2 separate regions of the Homo sapiens genome follow, and region 1 is linked to region 2. Evidence: chromatin loops called from intact Hi-C (ENCODE). Cell type or tissue: PC-3. All regions are shown on one strand. Each heading gives the region's core, and the rest is flanking DNA. Links, peaks and the distances in the headings are about the cores only.

Region 1 (8,324 bases), core at 302-8,301, 59 kb after region 2:
AGAACAGTGAGGAAGAATCTATGATGTAGGCACTGAACACCCTCTGCTGGAGCTGCGGGTGGACTATGATGTAGGCACAATGGCTCAGTGAGAGAATTACTGAGTGCAAAGGCACTACTTGGTAGACCATGGGTGCACGCATAAGATGAGACATTTGAGGTGGTCGTCTCATGCTGATTATTCTCCACCTAGCGGGTGAGGCAGCAGGAGAGGTGGGGTGACAAGAGTCCTGGATTGGGGGTTTAGAAGGTTTTATGAGTTTCAGTTTACTAGTCTGTCAAGTGGTGTGATAGGAATATTAATGACAGAGAAATGAACTATCAGTTGGAGTTACAGGAGAGATTCATGTACGACAGTCCCAAACTCCCTGGCAGGTAGACTAGTACTCCATTCTTCTCTGTTGCAGCTCCACTGTCCCTTGCCACCCTCCCTTACTTCAGACCTCCCCTTTCACCTCTCACCTGTGTTTTAGGATGGCATCCTCACTGGTATATCTGTACAGACCTGGGAGAAGGCAGGAGGAAAGCTAAATCCAGAGGCTGGATCACCTGGTCAGAGATCCAAAGCCCCTGCACCATTCTGGCTGGATGCTGAGGAGGCCTGTATACATGTGGGTCCCCCTCAGACTCTCACCTGGGCCCAGGTGCACCCTAGCTCGGCGCCGGCGGTGGATACACACGGCGGTGCCCAGAAGCAGCAGCCAGAGTGCAACACCGCAGGTGGCAATGACCTCAGGCCGCTTCAAGGTAGCCCTCAGCTGCTCCAGGGTCCAGGGACCATGCTCACTGGGTTCTTGGGTGGCTCGCTCCATGGCCTGCTCTGTATGGGATGCAGAGCTCAGAGGGAGAGGGAGTCGAGGCATTGAGGGCCTGGCAGGCAAGGGGGAAGAGCTGGAAGTGTGAGGCGGGAGCAGGGAGAGAGGAAGGCGGGATGCAGGCTGAAGGGTAGGGTGGGTCTGTGGGCACTGCCCTCACCTAAAAGGAGGCAGACAGGTCTACTGGGCTCCCCAGCTCCAGCACCAGTGACTGCAGCCACTTGCACGCAGTAGGAGCCTGGCATATGGGTGGCGATTTCCAGCTGGGTCTGCTCACCAACTACAGTCCAGTTGGCTGGTGGCAGTGATGTGTTGCCCAGGCTCCAGACCTGAGGCACAAGCAGAGGTGAACAGCTTCCCCAGGCACCATCCCAGAAGCCAAGCCCTTTATCTGCAGATCAGACTCCAGGGGTGTGGTTATTCTGCCCTGCCATCCACTTGGGGAATGCACCCAATTTCCTATTCCCCTCCTATTCTCCCTACCAAGTGAGAGATACCTCTCTCTAGATCAACAGTAGAAGGGCACAAGCAAGCTGCTAAAACACATGTAACATAGCAATTCTCAAACAACAGCGTGCTTCCAAGTCACCAGGGGGGCCTGCTATAGTACAGTTTGCCAGGCCCATCTCTGAGTTTCTGATTTATGAGGCCTGGGAAAGGATCTGAGGGTTTGTATTCCTAACAAGGTCCTGGGTGAGGCTGATGTTGCTGCTCTAGAAGTCAAACTTTGAGCCCCACTCCCTGACTCACAGCCTGGTTTGATCTACTCTGTTTCTTATTCCTGTGGCCTTTGCCCCACTTTCCATGTCTGTAAATTGGGGATAATACCCCAGGGTGGACTGTGAGGTAAAACGGGATCATGGAGGTCAAGTGCTTGGCAGGGTCTGGAAGCCAGTGGGTCCTTGCTCAGCAAAAGCAGGTTTCCTTTGCTTCTCTGCCCAGGTACCTTTCTCAGTGCCCAGAGCAAGGGTATGCAGAACTCCAGAGAAAAGAGATGTCCTGGCAGCAGTAGGAAGGGCTATGACAGCTAGTGGGGGTACCTGGTAGCCACGGATGATGCCATTGTGGTTTTCAGCAGGTGGTGGGACCCAGCTCACAAAGACAGTGCCATTGCCAGGCTTTAGAGTCACTTCCTGAGGTGGGGCACTGGGCACTGGAGGGGTGGAAGAGAGACTATGAGGGGCTCTGAGGGAGAGGACTCTAGGGAAAGGAGCTGGGCTGGGGGACACAGCGTCAGAACCCTACTGAAGAGACAAGAAGCCTCTTGAAGCTCTGCTGGCCTGGCCAGGGCAGAAGGGAGTCCCAGGGTAGGACCCATAATCTCCCCTCAAGACTGAAGCAGAACAGTCCAGGGGCCCCCAAATAAGAAGGAGCCAGAGGGGATATTGTTGGCTTCTGAAGGGATCAGGCCCTGACCTTTTTCCGGCAGCCTCAGGAGCAGCACGTTGCTGTCAGGGCCTCGAGCCCGGCCAGAGGATGGTCTCACTTTGAACTCGTAGTCTTGGCCCCAGTGGAGGCCTCCAAGCTCTGCGCTCTGCCAGCCGGCCAGCAGCTCCTCTGCCCACGGAGCTCCCTGGCCTCCCGGGGCAGTCTGGGTCCTGAACAAGGCCGTGTAAGATTGGGCAGGCGCAGCAGGGCCACTGACCTGGGAAGGAGTTTCGAGGAAGGGCGGGGGGTCAGAGAGCTCAGGAACGCCCTTTCTTGAGCTCTGGATCGGCTTTTACCCTTAGCACCTGGTCCTCACCTTCCAGCTGAGCCACACCGCCGGTCTAGGCTTGGGGCCCTCTGCAGGATCCGGGTTCAGCAGTGTCACATTTTCCAGCTGAATTCGCACAGCCAGAAGCTCCACAGGCTCCGTGTAGTCCTGGGGCTCTGTGGGGAGGATAGGGCTGGGCTGGGGCTTATAGGCCAGAGTGACAGAACTGAGGCGTGGAACATCCCTCAGCCAGGGAGGAACCCCAGGGAACCCAAACTCCCAGAGTCTCCAGGTCTTGAGCATTCCGATTTCTACTCTAGCAGGGGGGAACCTCCCGCTACGTGAGACCCCCAGCACTTTGACCCTGACCCCACATACCTTAACCCCAGCCCAAACCAGAATACACCACCCCAACTGGAGCCTGCAGCCTGGCTCTGATTGTAGCCCACCCCTGCCCTTACCCTGGATGGAAACCCGGGCTGCGCGGCTCTCCCTATGTCCTGCGCTGTTGGTGGCCACACACATGTAGGTCCCTTCGTCACTCTTCTCTGCTCTTGCCATCAGCAGGGACCCCCCGGACACCTGTCAGGGCCAGGTTCACTGTGAAGTCTCCTATGTGGGGAGGGGCTCTGAGCTGGGGGGAAGTTTGAGGCCCCCTGCTCTCCCCTCCTCAAATTCTACCGGAGGATGCGGGGCTGGACGGCAGGTCAGTCCATCAGGGTGTACCCAGGTCTGCCCAGGCCAGGATGAAGTGTGGGGGAGGGGGCCACACTTACTGTGTGCCTTCCGGGCTGGAGGGCCAGGGGTTTCCCATCTTTCCACCATGAGACTGTGGGCTCTGGGTGGCCCCAGGGCGGCCCACATTCCAGAGTAAACTGCTCACCCACCACAGCCACCATGTCCCGAGGCTGGATCTGGAAATCCTCCCGGAGGACTGTGGGGAGGATGGAAGGTGACACGGAGCAGGGCCCAGGCCTCTTCTCTCTCCCTTATCACTCTTGCCCCCTTCTGCTTTGCCCACCTTCCTGGCCTCCCATTTAGGGCCAGCCCCGCCCCAGCTTGCCCTCCCAAGCCTTCCAGCCCAGGCCTCTGCTCACAGGTATCCCACTGACCTCTCAGATGTTCCCTTGAACATTCAGCTCAGATGTCTCCACCCAGGTTTGCCCCACCCTGAAGCTCCCCTCCCAGGCCTCACCAGCCACAGACAGCCGAGCGCCTCTGCTGACTGCCGTGCCAAGCCGGTTGCTGGCCTCACATGTGTAGACACCCAGGTCTGTGGACAGGGCCTGGCCATCGTGGGCATGTCCCCGGGCAGGGGGCTGTAGCAGCAGAAGGGTCCCATCAGGCAGGAGGTGGTGTGGGTCTGGGGGCACCATGCTCAGGGGCTGCCCATTCAGCAACCAGCGGATGGTGGGAGGTGGCTGGCCTGAGGCTTGGCAGCTCATCCTGGCAGGGCCAGGGCCCTGGAACAGCTGGTCCTGGGGGTGGACTAGGATCTGGGGCGGGGAGTCCTGAGCCATGCCTCCTGGGAGGGAAAGGGAGCAGAGCCCAGTCTGATCACCAGCAACACCCCAAATTCCTGGCCCACCCCTCATCTGTCTTCTCTTGTGTGCGAGTTTGCCAGAAAACCTGTAATCTGAACTACTAAAGGTTGCCTCCCAAAGAACAAGCCAGCTAGGAGGAGAGAGGGCCAGCATGCACAGCATCCAGGCCAGGGCTTGCATAGCATGTTCGCTCTCTCTCTCTCTCTCTCTCTCTTACTTTCTCTCTTTCTTTCTTTCTCTCTCAGTCTCTCTTTCCTTCTTTCTCTCTCTGGTGTGTGCGCACATGCACAAACACACATACACTTACACACACTCATCATCATCATCCTCATCCTCATCTCTGGTCCCCCCACTGCAAAAGGGAAGCAGGCAGTCAGCAGGCCCCTTCTGCCCTGAGCAGGCCTTGGATGGAGGAGCATGGGCCAGGAGAGGGAGAGCAACTCACCCATGATGAGCAGGAGCAGCAGAGGCAGGGAACCCCTGCCCCCCAGGAGGCTGTCTCCTCCAGAGCCCATGGCTACTCTCAGCCCTATGTCCTTGTCCCGAGCACTTTGTCCTGCTGCTCTGAGCTCACAGTGAAGAGGGAAGGAGGGGCGGGGTGGGCCGGTGGTGGTTGTTTGTGACCGAGACTCTGCCCCAGGAGGGAAGCGGCTTTGAGGAAACCGATGCTTCCTGCCTGGCCCTCAGTGCCTTGGAGAACTGGGAGGAGACCAGAGGCGAGAAACTCTCTGACCTCGACCATTTAGCTATAACCCCCGACCCTAACTTCAGCGCTAAGCTTTATCTCATGATCTACTCGGGGATTTCTTACAGGGTATCCTTACACTAACCAAAACTCCGATCAGAGCCTTAATCCTCTATTTAAATCTTATCCCTGGATCCCAATCCTTATCCCTTTGACACCTGCTAGAGAAGAGTGAAAACCCCAGGAGTCTCAGGACACAGCAAGAAGCTGAAGACAGAGGGCAGTGGGGCTGCAGGCTGGGGAGGCTGAGTGAAGTGGAGCAGGGGTGGATTGTAACACCCTCATCCATTTCCCCAGTGCCAGATGGACCAGGAGGTGGCGTAGGGTGGGAGACAGGAAGGACTCAGCATCTGGGACAAGCTGGGAGATTACCACAGGGTGTGTCCATATTCAGCTCAGAGATGGATGAAATAAGCTTCTGTGGAGAACTTGGGCAAGTCAGTTTCCTTCTCTGTAAAATGGAAATAATAATAGTAGTTCCTACCTTGAGGGATAAAGTAATGATGAAACACATAAAGCATAAAACCACTGGCATCCAGTGCCTGACTCATTATGAGTGATCCGTAAAGCTGAGCCAACATTGTGTATTTCTTTTTAGGCCCATCCCATCACTGAAACTATTGGAGGATCCTCGGCAGGAGTATTTTTCAGGCCCTGGAAAGGTGGTTGGAGTAAAAGACCTTTTAAGAGTCTTTCCAGTCCCAAGAGCCTGTGTCCATATATGTAGCAGACAGGCCTTGCAGGTTTTGAGCCTACAATGTCAGCTCTTGCCCGCTGCCTCCTTTCCCCCACAACCTAGACAGAGGCCACACTCCCCTGTCAGATCCCAGCTCATGTTTACTGGCCTCTTCCTTCCAAATCTGGAATCTCAGCCATTTCCTGGAGCTGTTCCCGGAAGGCCAAGGCCAGGCTCTGGGGCTCAGCGGAAGAGTATCCAGCCTTTGTTCCCAATTGTTCCTGGCCAGCTTCTCTGCAGGGCCCCTAACCCAGCTGACGCCCTCCCTTCCTCCCCCTTCCCATCCTGGCTTCGGTGCCAGCCACAGACTAACAGCCTGCCAAGTAGAAGTCTCCTTCACTCCTCCTCTTTCCTCTCAAACTCAGACCAATACTGACAAAGACAGAACTGGAGCAAGGAAACACCATGGTCTCTACAAACTGGGGAGTTTGCAGAGGCTAAAGAATAGGCAGAGTGAAAGTCATGGAGTGGCAGAGCTGGAAGGATAGGAATTGGGGCCAGAGAACAGAATGTCACTACCCTTGGCACCTCTAATTCTGAAATCCCAAATTCTGTTCTCTGGCCCCAATTCCTACCCCAAATTCTGTGGGTGTATCCTTACACTAACCATAACTCCAATCAGAGCCTTAATCCTCTATTTAAATCTTATCCCTGGATCCCAATCCTTATCCCTTTACCACCTGCTAGAGAGGAATGAAAACCCCGGGAGTCTCAGGACACAGCAAGAAGCTGAGGACAGAGGGCAGTGGGGCTGCAGGCTGGAGAGGCTGAGTGAAGTGGAGCAGGGGTGGATTGTAACGCCCTGGTCCATTTCCCCAGGGGCAGATGGACCACTAGGTGGAGTAGGGTGGGAGACAAGAAGGACTCAGAGCGTCTGGGATAAGCTGGGAGATTCCCACAGGATGTGTCCATATTCAGCTCAGAGATGGATGAAATCAGCTTCTGTGGAGACCTTGGGCAAATCTGTAAAATGGAAATAGTAATAGTAGTTCTCTGTAAAATGGAAATAGTAATAGTAGTTCCTACCTTGAGGGATAAAGTAATGATGAAATACATAAAGCATAAAACCACTGGCATCCAGTGCCTGATGCATTATGAGTGATCCGTAAAGCTGAGCTAACGTGTATTTATTGTGGGGCAGGCAGAATGGAGTCGAGTTTATGGGGTCAAGGATCTGTGGGGCCAGAGTGATGAAGGGGAGATTCATGTGACACTGAAGTCAGCTGAGGATGAGACAGGAAAGGATGTGGTGGGATTGGAGGATTTACTGCACAGGAGGCCAATTTGGGATTTCCCAGGTACAAAGCCTCCAAGACTGTCTGACTCCCTGACTATCAGCTTATCAAGAATGTCACTGTCAGCAGTCTGCTTTTAGTCTCCTCTGCTTCTACATTGGTTTTGGGGACACTAATTAAGTGCTCGCTAATGTTTTAATGCCAACTGGATTTTACTCCAGTCTCCACAATCCAGAAAGACGCTAGGTTTCCCTCAGGGGAAAATAAGGCAAATCTCAAAGGAATTCCAATCCATCACTAGCCCCGTCCTCAGCAGGGTGAGAAAGGAGAGGTGAAACGGTCTGTGTGCACCGCAGGGACAGAGCCCCAGAGGCTCCTGCAGCCCGAGGAATGTCCCCTGCCCCACAGTCACATGCCCCGTGCCTGGAGATCACCTTCAGCAGAGCCTCACCCTACTCCCAGGTTTTGGAGAGCTAGGTGCTAACACCTGAAGGTGATTGGAGGGGCAGATTCCTCAGTTGTTCCTGCAGGACACTAGAACTTTTTCTCCAGGGCACTCAGAGTGACATGCGGTGGTGGCCGAGGGGACTTCCCAACAGTAGGGTATGTCTGGATGGCTCCCAGAGACTGCAGGGCTCATTTCCAGCAACCTGGTGCATCCGCATCCTCATTGTCTCATTTCCACAAACTAAGGAAGAGCCGACTGCATGAGTCATGGGGATGATGTGGCTTGGTGGGAGCCGCCCCAATTGCTATTTCAGAGAAGCTCTGTTCTGGGGCTCTGGTGATGTGCTGTCCTGGTGACCAGTTTAAGCAGTGCCTTCCTTCATCCCTAGTTCTGGTGTTTTGTGTTTTCTAACTCCCCCTTCGTTGCTTGTAAGAGGGAGAAGAGAGGGGAAGCACCAGGTGCCCTTCTGAGCAAGCCTCCAGAGGAAATTTCTCTTCAATGTCTGGCTCCTGGCTTCTTTGGCTTTCTGCTCTGTGATCTCTGAAGATGCAATCTGAGACTCCTGCTGGCCAAGCTGGTGGAGAAAAAGGGATAAACTCAGGTGGGATTTGGAGTCAGTTACACTGGGGTTGAGATCCTGCTTCCACTTCTTATTGGCAGAGAAATCTTGAGTAAGTCACATAACCTCTCTGAGTCCCACTGCCCTCATTTGTAAAATGTCTGCATGAGGTTTACAGACAATGGACATGAAAGTTCTCTGAAAACACTAGATATGTGTTAGTTGTCCTTTGAGTGTTCTGGGATCAGCATGCCTGACCAACACAGCCATAGCCAGTCCCAGCTACCCCTTGATACTCTTTTTGGATTTGAGACTCACACTTTTTGCCTTCTTGTTTTTTCCCCTTTTTTGCTTGAGTCTGCTTGGTCTCAATCTATAAATTCTCAAGTTTGTTCCAAGATGCCAACAGCTGGAGGGAAATTGAGTCAAGAGAGAAGACAGTAAAAACCTCCTCTTAGCTGGCTGGAAAACTCACCCTAAGGCCACTTCACTGGACAGCATCTATTCCCTAGTTTCTGGTCCCATCAACATCATGGGTGATTTTAGG
Region 2 (8,324 bases), core at 175-8,174:
CTCCTCCGCACTAAGAAGACAGCGAATACAGTAGAGGGTTTTGGACTGGGATAGTGGTTGCAGAGAAGATCTGGAACTAAAAATATGGACCAGGGGTAGAAATGGTGGTGATTCCACCAAACTTGGAAACACTTAACAAGACCCCATAACATGCAAGATATGCAAGAAATGGGGTACATTTTCTATACCAGTGCCTTAAGTAAAAAAATTCCTTGTTAAACAAATGATTTAGAGAAGACAGAACCAAATATATATATATAGCTGTGTGTGTATTCTAATAAAGGTTGTTAAAGTCTTAAAGTTAGTGGTGGGAGAAAACAATAAAAAAATATGAAATCTCCCTATGTTAATAAACTAATTTCAAATACCAAGGGTTGGTTTTTGGTTGGGTGAGTCTGTTTTTGCCTTGATTAAAAAGAAGTGATTTTTTTCTTCAGCCTAGTTTTCCTGGTATGAAAGGCAAGAAGGAATGACATTCCATAACTGTTATAGAGGTGAAAACAGTTTTATTTATTGGTGGTCATTACCGGCCTATAACCAGGGCACAACCTTCTTGGTAAACATTTACCAAGCATTAGTGGAAGATGATTCACTAACTTTTAAAACTCTCCTTCCCTTATATGCATATTAATACCACGATATCTTTAGCTTTTAAGTCCATATATACAGGCACAGGTGCGAATAAATTCAAACATATCACTTGTAGTGGTTTACATAAGGGCTTGCTAGTTCAAATGGGGTTGTTAGTTTTGCATCTCAAATTAGTTCCTGTCAACCCAGCAACTAAAGAAAATTCCTTTGTGAAAAAAGTTTCCAGGCATGACCCAGTAATTGTTTTAATGGATTTTCAATGAAGGGTGAAGTACCATGCTATGTAGCCTGTGGGCATTCCATAAATATATTTTGACTGATTCTGTTAACAAACTACATAGAAAAAACCAAATACTTACTATCCAATCCTCTTATATTGTTTCCCATAGGCTCTGTCTGTTAGTGTATTTATAAGCATTTAAAGTGTATAAGGGAGCTCTGGCAGTGAGAGTGAATTGCCCAATGCAGAGAAGCACTCTGGGCTGGAGGGTTTTACTTAGTCTAAGATTTTCTTTTTTTTTTTTTGTGAGACGGAGTCTGGCTCTGCCGTCAGGCTGGAGTGCAGTGGCATGATCTTGGCTCACTGCAGCTTCCGCCTCCTGGGTTCAAGCGATTCTCCTGCCTCAGCCTCCCGAATAGCTGGGAGTACAGGTGCATGTCACCACGCCTGGCTAATTTTTGTATTTTTAGTAGAGACAGGGTTTCACCATGTTGGCCAGGATGTTCTCGATCTCTTGACCTCGTGATCCACCCTCCTCGGCCTCCCAAAGTGCTGGGATTACAGGCGTGAGCCACTGTACCAGGCTACTTAGTCTAAGATTTTCAGTGTGCACCTGAGATTTGCCCTTTCCAAAATGAGGAAGAGGCCTGAAGCCGATCAGCTGAAAGAAGTACTAAGCCCTGCAGGCTGAAAAGGTAATGTCCCACCTATGCTGGAGGACCTGATGTTGGTATAGTCAATTTTCTGTCTTCTATGTAAGGTATAGATCTGCTCTGATCTTGACATTGTGAAGAAAGCTACTATACTGTCAGAATCTGCTGTAATATAGCCCTGAGATGAGAAAGGTGTGTAGAACAGAAATCTTCACTGCCCTTCTCCCAAAACATTCATTGACCCCTCCTGTAAGATATATATATATATATAATTATTATTTTTTCTAGACAGAGTCTCGCTCTGTTGCCCAGGCTGGAGTGCAGTGGTGCAGTCTTGGCTCACTACAATCTCAGCCTTCCAGGTTCAAGGTTCCCAGGTTCCCAAGCAGATTCTCGTGTCTCAGCCTCTTGAGAACTGGGGCTACAGGCACACGCCACCACACCTGGCTAAGTTTTATATTTTTAGTAGTGATGGAGTTTTGCCATGTTGGCCAGGCTGGTCTTGAACTCTTGATCTAAGGTGATCCGCCAACCTTGACCTCCCAAAGTGCTGAGATTACAGTCATGAGCCACCGCGCCCGTCCTGCATTCTTGCTGTGTGTGTGTAACCCTTGCTATAGTTATATAATTTAGGTTGAATTTAATTTATACGTTGACTATGATCTGAGGGTCAAGATCATTTGGGATAAAGGAGAGATCAACTACATGTCCGTATACTGCAAGTTAGAATTTAGTTAAGAAGGCCCTGAGTAGATTCCAGAATTATAATAAAGCTTTCATTTTTAGTTTGAGGAAACTTCAATATGGGCGACAGAACAAAGAACTCGGGTGGTAGGAATTAAGTTGGTAGGAATTAAGAGGGTGCCTGCCAGACGGGCTGGAAGTGAAGGAAGCCATGTGCCTGCAAAGCTGTTTAGGGCTGCCATGTGTTTATGCCCTGGCAGAAACCTCTGGTTAGAAGTTAGATCGCTTACATTTTTCTTAAGTAACCCATTTTGTTACATCCATATGTTTTCCCTCTTTCCAGAAGGAAAAAAAAGTATCAGCGAGCCCTTCCTCACGGATCAGGAAGCTCAAGGGATTACTCAAGTACATTGGCGGCAGTTACAAAGATATTTTCTTTTTTTTTTTTTTTTTTTTTGAGACGGGGTCTCGCTCTGTTGCCCGGACTGGAGTGCAGTGGCGCGATCTCGGCTCACTGCAAAGCTCCGCCTCCCGGGTTCACGCCATTCTCCTGCCTCAGCCTGCCAAGTAGCTGGGACTACAGGCGCCCGCCACGACACCCGGCTAATTTTTTGTATTTTTAGTAGAGACGGGGTTTCACCGTGTTAGCCAGGATGGTCTCGATTTCCTGACCTCGTGATCCACCCGCCTCGGCCTCCCAAAGTGCTGGGATTACAGGCGTGAGCCACCGCGGCCTACAAAGATATTTTCAAGCATTGTTCTCCCTACCCCAAATTTCTGAGTCATTTAAGTAGAGAAACAGCTCTTTTGCCCTGGCTCATATATGAAAAAAGTAGAATTCAGGCCAGGCTTCAAGTCTAGGGATGATTCTCATTAATGAGGTTAGGTCTGCCACCTGGTGGTGAGAAATAAAATGCCACTTGATTTTCTCATCTGATCTGTCCATATACCACACTTAAAAATTCCACTTTGCAAATCCATCCTTAACCTCTGACTCGGGTTGTGCTTGCCGCCAGCCAAAAGTTCCCAACTGATGACAACGGCACCGACACCTTGGGGAGAATTTTTAGGCAACCATCTGGAACTCATTCCCTATGAACACATTTGAAGTGTTTTAGAACACTGGTAGGTGGTTCTACAACACTTCAAATGTGACTTAAGGTAGATTTTAGGAGAACAAGGTTCTCCTAAAGAGGAAAGATAGCACTAATTCATTCATTAGTACACAAACTATTGTGTAAAAAAAAACTATGCTCTTCAATTTGTAAACAAATGTGTAAGACAATGCCCCGCTCCATCAGTGACAAAGAGATGGGAGTGGATAACCAAGTTAGGCTGGGAAAATAAGAGTAATTCTTGCTTCCCGTTGAAAGGCTGAGGAGAGTGCAGAATCATCTGAAGCCATTAGGGGGAGTGCTAAGTCTTCAGAAACACACACACACACACACACACACACACACACTCGAATACTAGAATATGAATTCTGGAATATGTCCACAATTATTTGGGGATTTGGCCTATGGATCCCTCACAGAGGGTGAAGATACCCAAGTACCCTGGAGAGCTTCAGCTTCCAGTAACCTCCTCCAGCACTGAAGACTTCAGCTCCTTCCTTTTTTCACCTGCCCCTATTTTCCTTTCCTTGTAGGCCAGTACTCTCAAAGTGTGGCCCCCAGTATCACCACTGTCACCACCTGGGAAACTTTCAGAAATGCAATATCTCTGCCCGTACCCCAGATCAAAGGAATCAGAAACTGTAGGGCAGGGTTAATAAGGCCTCCAGGTGATTTTCATGCAAGCTGTGAATCTCTAGTCCAGGGGTGTCCAATCTTTCGGCTTCCCTGCCACATTGGAAGAAGAATTGTCTTGGGCCACACATAAAATACACTAGCTAAAAAATTTTTTTTTTTGCAAAAAACCTCATCATGTTTTAAGAACATATATGAATTTGTGTTGGGCCGCATTCAAAGGTGTTCTGGTCTGCATGCGGCCCATGGGCCGTGGGTTGCACAAGCTTGCTCTAGTCTTAGGGTGATCCTCTGGGCACAGACCAGGGAGACTTGTCGGAGTGGGAGCTAAGGGGAGAAGCAATGGGTCCTAGAAGCCAATCTAGTTACCCAGTCCAGCCCAGAGTGTTAGAGGGAGCAGAGAACAGCCACAAAGGGAGGTGGCAGAGGTTTTTGCCAACTGAGCACCAGCTTTGTGGACACTGACCCTCCAATCACCCTTGGTCACAAGATCTTCAGATGGGAGACTCAGTCTTCAATTAAAGCGACACTAGAGAAGAATCCCTACAGTACCCAGAGCAAATAAGATAAATAGGGCTGTGTCCACCCCACCTGGGTGCAGCTCCAGCTCTTTTCACTCCCTTCCAGATCCGCGGAAAGCACCCCTGACACGCATATATTTGTGGATGGGATACCTGGATTGAGAGCGAACTCCATCAACCCCCCGAGACACTGCACCCTGCTCCCTCCTCTGCTGGAGGAACTGCCACTTTCTAAAGGAAAATACTATTTAATGTGCAGAATTACAGTACACACAATACTTATAGTATGGCAAGTATTAGTCCTTGGTATTTTTTCCGCCACCTTTTCCCATCTCCCCATCCTGTATGCCTGTGCCTCCTTACCTTTCTAGCACAAAACAGGCACTTAAAAAATAGTGCAGAATGAACAGCTGAAGCTTGCTTCTACTATCTTCCATATTTTTCTCTGGCTGCTGTCAAAAAGCGCCAGCTCAGAGCCAGGGTGGCCGACTTTGTCACAGTCTCTGCTGGAAAACGACATTTTTTAGGGGGAAAATCATAAGCCAATGCAGACATGTCCCTGCCCCCTATTCCTTCTCCCTGCACGTGGGCACACAATGGGCGGCCGGCAGAGGTGGGGGAGTGAGGAGCACAGGCTCCGTGTGTCCAAAGTCCCGGGTCACCTCGGCCTGGAATCCATCTAACTCAGCTGCAAACCAGAAGACGCGGCCTGGGAGGGGCGTAGAGCCCTCCCCCACCTCCCCGGGCTGGGTGACTGTCAGGCCGCATCTGCTCCAAATTTATGGCTCCTCCTCGGGCCGCCGCCGGCCTCTCCACGGCCTCTTTACCAACTGCAGCCCCAGCTGAGACCCCTCCCGCGGGGAGGGAGGGAACACGAAGCGCGGCCGGGGCTGGGGGCGGGGAGCAGGTGTGAAGCGGGGTGGCAGCGGCGCGCGGTCACCCTCCACCGCGCCGCGGAGACCCGGCGTCACCCCCACGCGCACACAATGGCGCGGGGGCCAGGCCGAGGACGGCCCATTAGCGGCTGATGGAGGAGGCGGGAGCCCGGCGGGCCGCCTAATCCCCGCACGCGGACACCTGGGTGGGAGCGCGGGCGAGTGGAGGGCGCGCCTGCACGCAGGATCCCGGGCTGGGCAACGGCCTAGACCGCCTCTCGCCAAACCTCCCACGCCAGCGCCAGTCCGACGAACAGGAGCTGGTCCAGCGAACAATAAAAGGCCCCGGGGCTGGGGAGGGATGGAAGCGCCCTTGGAGCGCGCAGGCTACGGGCGCCCCCGGCAGCGCCCCCGCGCCTTCCCCTCCCGCCCCGCGGCCGCTGATTGCCTATTGTGCGTCCCCTCTGCGGCCGCCCGCGCGATGCACTCTGCGAGCTGGCCCCTTCGTTTCTAAATGAGCAGCCAGCGCCGCAGACACGTGCCAAGGGAAGGGTAGTTCACTGCGTGGGGCGGGGGGACATGCAATAAGACAAGAGACCGCACGGAAATAGCTCCGTGCCCGTCTGCTGCACTGTCCTTCTCACGTGCCTTCGGACAAGGGGACTTTCACTCTCTCCCCTCCTCTGCCCCAATCGCTCTGTCTCCCTGAGACTGACCACCCTCTTCTCTAACCCGAACTCCGCAGGGGAGCCTTCAGCCTTTTATTATTATTTTTTTCCTGGGTAGTAGATGTCTTTGCCTTGGCTGGGCTCTGGAATGCTCAGGTAAAAAGTGGGTCTGGCCGGATGCAGTGTGTATCTTCAACACGGAGGCTAGAGAATTGGATAGAGGAGCAGCGCTAGTCTGTGACAGCTCCAGACGCCCTGCTCCAAGCACCCCAATCCTAAGCACCCCAATCCTCTGGTATCTTCCGTCCCAGGGAACTCTGGCTGGTCGTCATGGCTTTGTTTAATGCTCCTCTCTGCCACACTACCGCGTTCCCTGTGGGATGGGAACCTCTGGGAAAGGACCTGACAAGGGACCAGAAAAAGGTTTGGGGAATCAAAGTCTAGTAGTAAGGGGTCCTACCACTGATGGTTTGGACTCACGGGCAATTTACAGTTGGATGGAAGCTGAAGTGTCATCAGATTTAGAGGCCACAGTCTGGCAGCCTGTGGACCAAATCCAGGCCACCAACACATTTTGGTCCATAAAGTGTTTTTTAAACTTTCCATCATGAATAATAGCATATTGTGGATCATAAATATATATAAATTAGTGAGAATGCTATAATAAACCCCCATAGTCCCACCACCCAGTTTCAGCCAGCACTTAATCTATTCAAAGGCAATCTTCCTTCATCTATTCTCCCACTCTCCTCCAGAATTTGAAGCAAATCTCAGAAATCCTATCATTTCTTCTTTAAGTACTAAAAAGTAGTCCTAAAAGATAAGAATTCTTTTAAATAGCATAATAATATCAATATCACACCTAAAACAATAATTCCTTGTCCTCAAATATATAGTCAATGTTCAAACTTCCCCAATTGTCTTATTTTTCTTTATTGTTCAAATTGGGATCCAAATGAATCTCCACAGTGCATTCTCTCCTTTAATCGGATAATCCCCCAGTTAATCTCTTTTTTTCCTGGAAATTTATTTGTTAAATAAACCAGATCATTTGTTCTGTAGAATTTTCCACAGTCTGGATTTTGTTAAATGTATCCCCATGGTGCCATTTAACATGTTCTTCTACCTCTACATTTCCTGTAAATTGGTTGTTAGATATAGAGGCTTGATCAATTAATGCTGGATTTTTTAAAGAATAATTCATAGACCATAGTTTAATTCGATCCAAAGTAATGTCTGCTTGTCAGTGATGACCATTGTCTAGACCCATTATTTCATTAGGGATTGCCAAGTTGTGACATTCTAGTTCTATGATTCACTCTTCATTTATGAGCTTGAATACTTCTCTAAAGAGAATCTGTCATCAATGATTTGTTTATGCAGAGGTACACGTCAAATAGGAAAGGCAGGATAAATGCTTGATTCTTTCCCTTATTATTTATCAAAATAATGAGGTGATTCCTCAGATTCCCCTAATGGTGACCAACGATTTTTTTTAAATCACTTATGAACAAATGGATTTAAATATATCTCATGTGTTTCAAACCAAGTATATTTTGATTGGGCATTTTAAAATTAGAAGATGTCATATTAAAAACATTGACCTCTGGCTTCCGTTGTAGAATATCTGGCAACCTTGAGTCCTTTTCCAGCAAGACTAGAGCAGACTTTGGCTGAGGGGCACTGCCTCCTTCAGTAGGCATTCATTCTTGCCTTGGCATGCTTTGATCTTCTTAGACCCTGGACCCCCTGCCCTGCAGGAGTAAGTCTGTAAAGCAGATCCAATCCAAGTCTCTCACCTTATAGATGAGAGAGCTGATGAAGTAGCTTACCTTCCTGAGACTGGAAGACAAGTCTCCTGGCTGCCTACCAAGACGAGGGTAAAGCAAACAGGGAAGACCAGCTGGTTTCTGCCTTACCTGCAAGTTGAGCTGAGCCAGAGACCTGGGACCACTTCAAGATAACCTTCCTCCCCATTTGCAAACACACCTTGCAGAGGAAACTTGGGAATATTCCAAACTCCACTCCCTCTTTTGCCTCCCACATCCAATCAGCCACCTAGCCTGCTAATTAGCCTCCCTTCCTCCATTCCTGTCCTCCTCCAACTCATCCTCCTCACTCGCAATGAGGTTTTCCAAAACATATGTCTAACCATGTCACTCTCTGGCTTTAAAATCCGTCACTAACTGCTCATTGCCTTTAGGTTACATCGAAGTCAACATTAGCACAGCACACAAGGCTCCTCATGTCCTGGGCTCTGCCATGGCTAGCTCCTTACCTCATGCTGTCTCCTTGTCACAACTCCGTCCTCCAGCTGGACGGAATAGCCACAGGGCTCTGTGCACACAGTTTTGTCTATGTTAT

The links. Hi-C counts contacts between places; a loop is a spot of excess contacts. Peaks named below come from ENCODE experiments on the same cell type or tissue, not always from the same donor. Only the 100,000 strongest peaks of a DNase experiment are listed, where the experiment ranks them.
Region 1: it touches region 2 in a loop (7-fold over the local background); 3 of 110 quality-filtered maps call a loop at or near these places.

The regions. Positions count from the first base shown.
Region 1 is chr11:124,893,227-124,901,550 of GRCh38, forward strand. ROBO4 (roundabout guidance receptor 4) reads right to left here and starts at 4,639. Exons shown (of 18, transcript NM_019055.6): 1 at 4,500-4,639; 2 at 3,706-4,035; 3 at 3,287-3,444; 4 at 2,972-3,092; 5 at 2,559-2,686; 6 at 2,231-2,459; 7 at 1,855-1,967; 8 at 975-1,143; 9 at 634-819; 10 at 462-504. The coding sequence starts at 4,569. The region is part of intron 1 of LOC107984406 (a long non-coding RNA gene); the gene reads left to right. RefSeq lists an enhancer at 4,532-5,154. In PC-3, for the core only: CTCF peaks have their summits at 5,103 (motif pointing right) and 6,392 (motif pointing right); DNase peaks (open chromatin) are centred at 5,295, 5,725, 6,715, 7,485 and 1 weaker place; H3K4me3 peaks cover 1,799 bases; H3K27ac peaks cover 4,661 bases.
Region 2 is chr11:124,834,117-124,842,440 of GRCh38, forward strand. MSANTD2-AS1 (MSANTD2 antisense RNA 1) reads left to right here. Exons shown (of 5, transcript NR_103862.1): 5 at 1-371. Among named protein-coding and RNA genes, the nearest start is that of ROBO3, 27 kb to the right of the region's middle. In PC-3, for the core only: CTCF peaks have their summits at 3,092 (motif pointing left) and 3,536; DNase peaks (open chromatin) are centred at 555, 3,025 and 3,535; H3K4me3 peaks cover 2,422 bases; H3K27ac peaks cover 2,421 bases; H3K27me3 peaks cover 3,234 bases.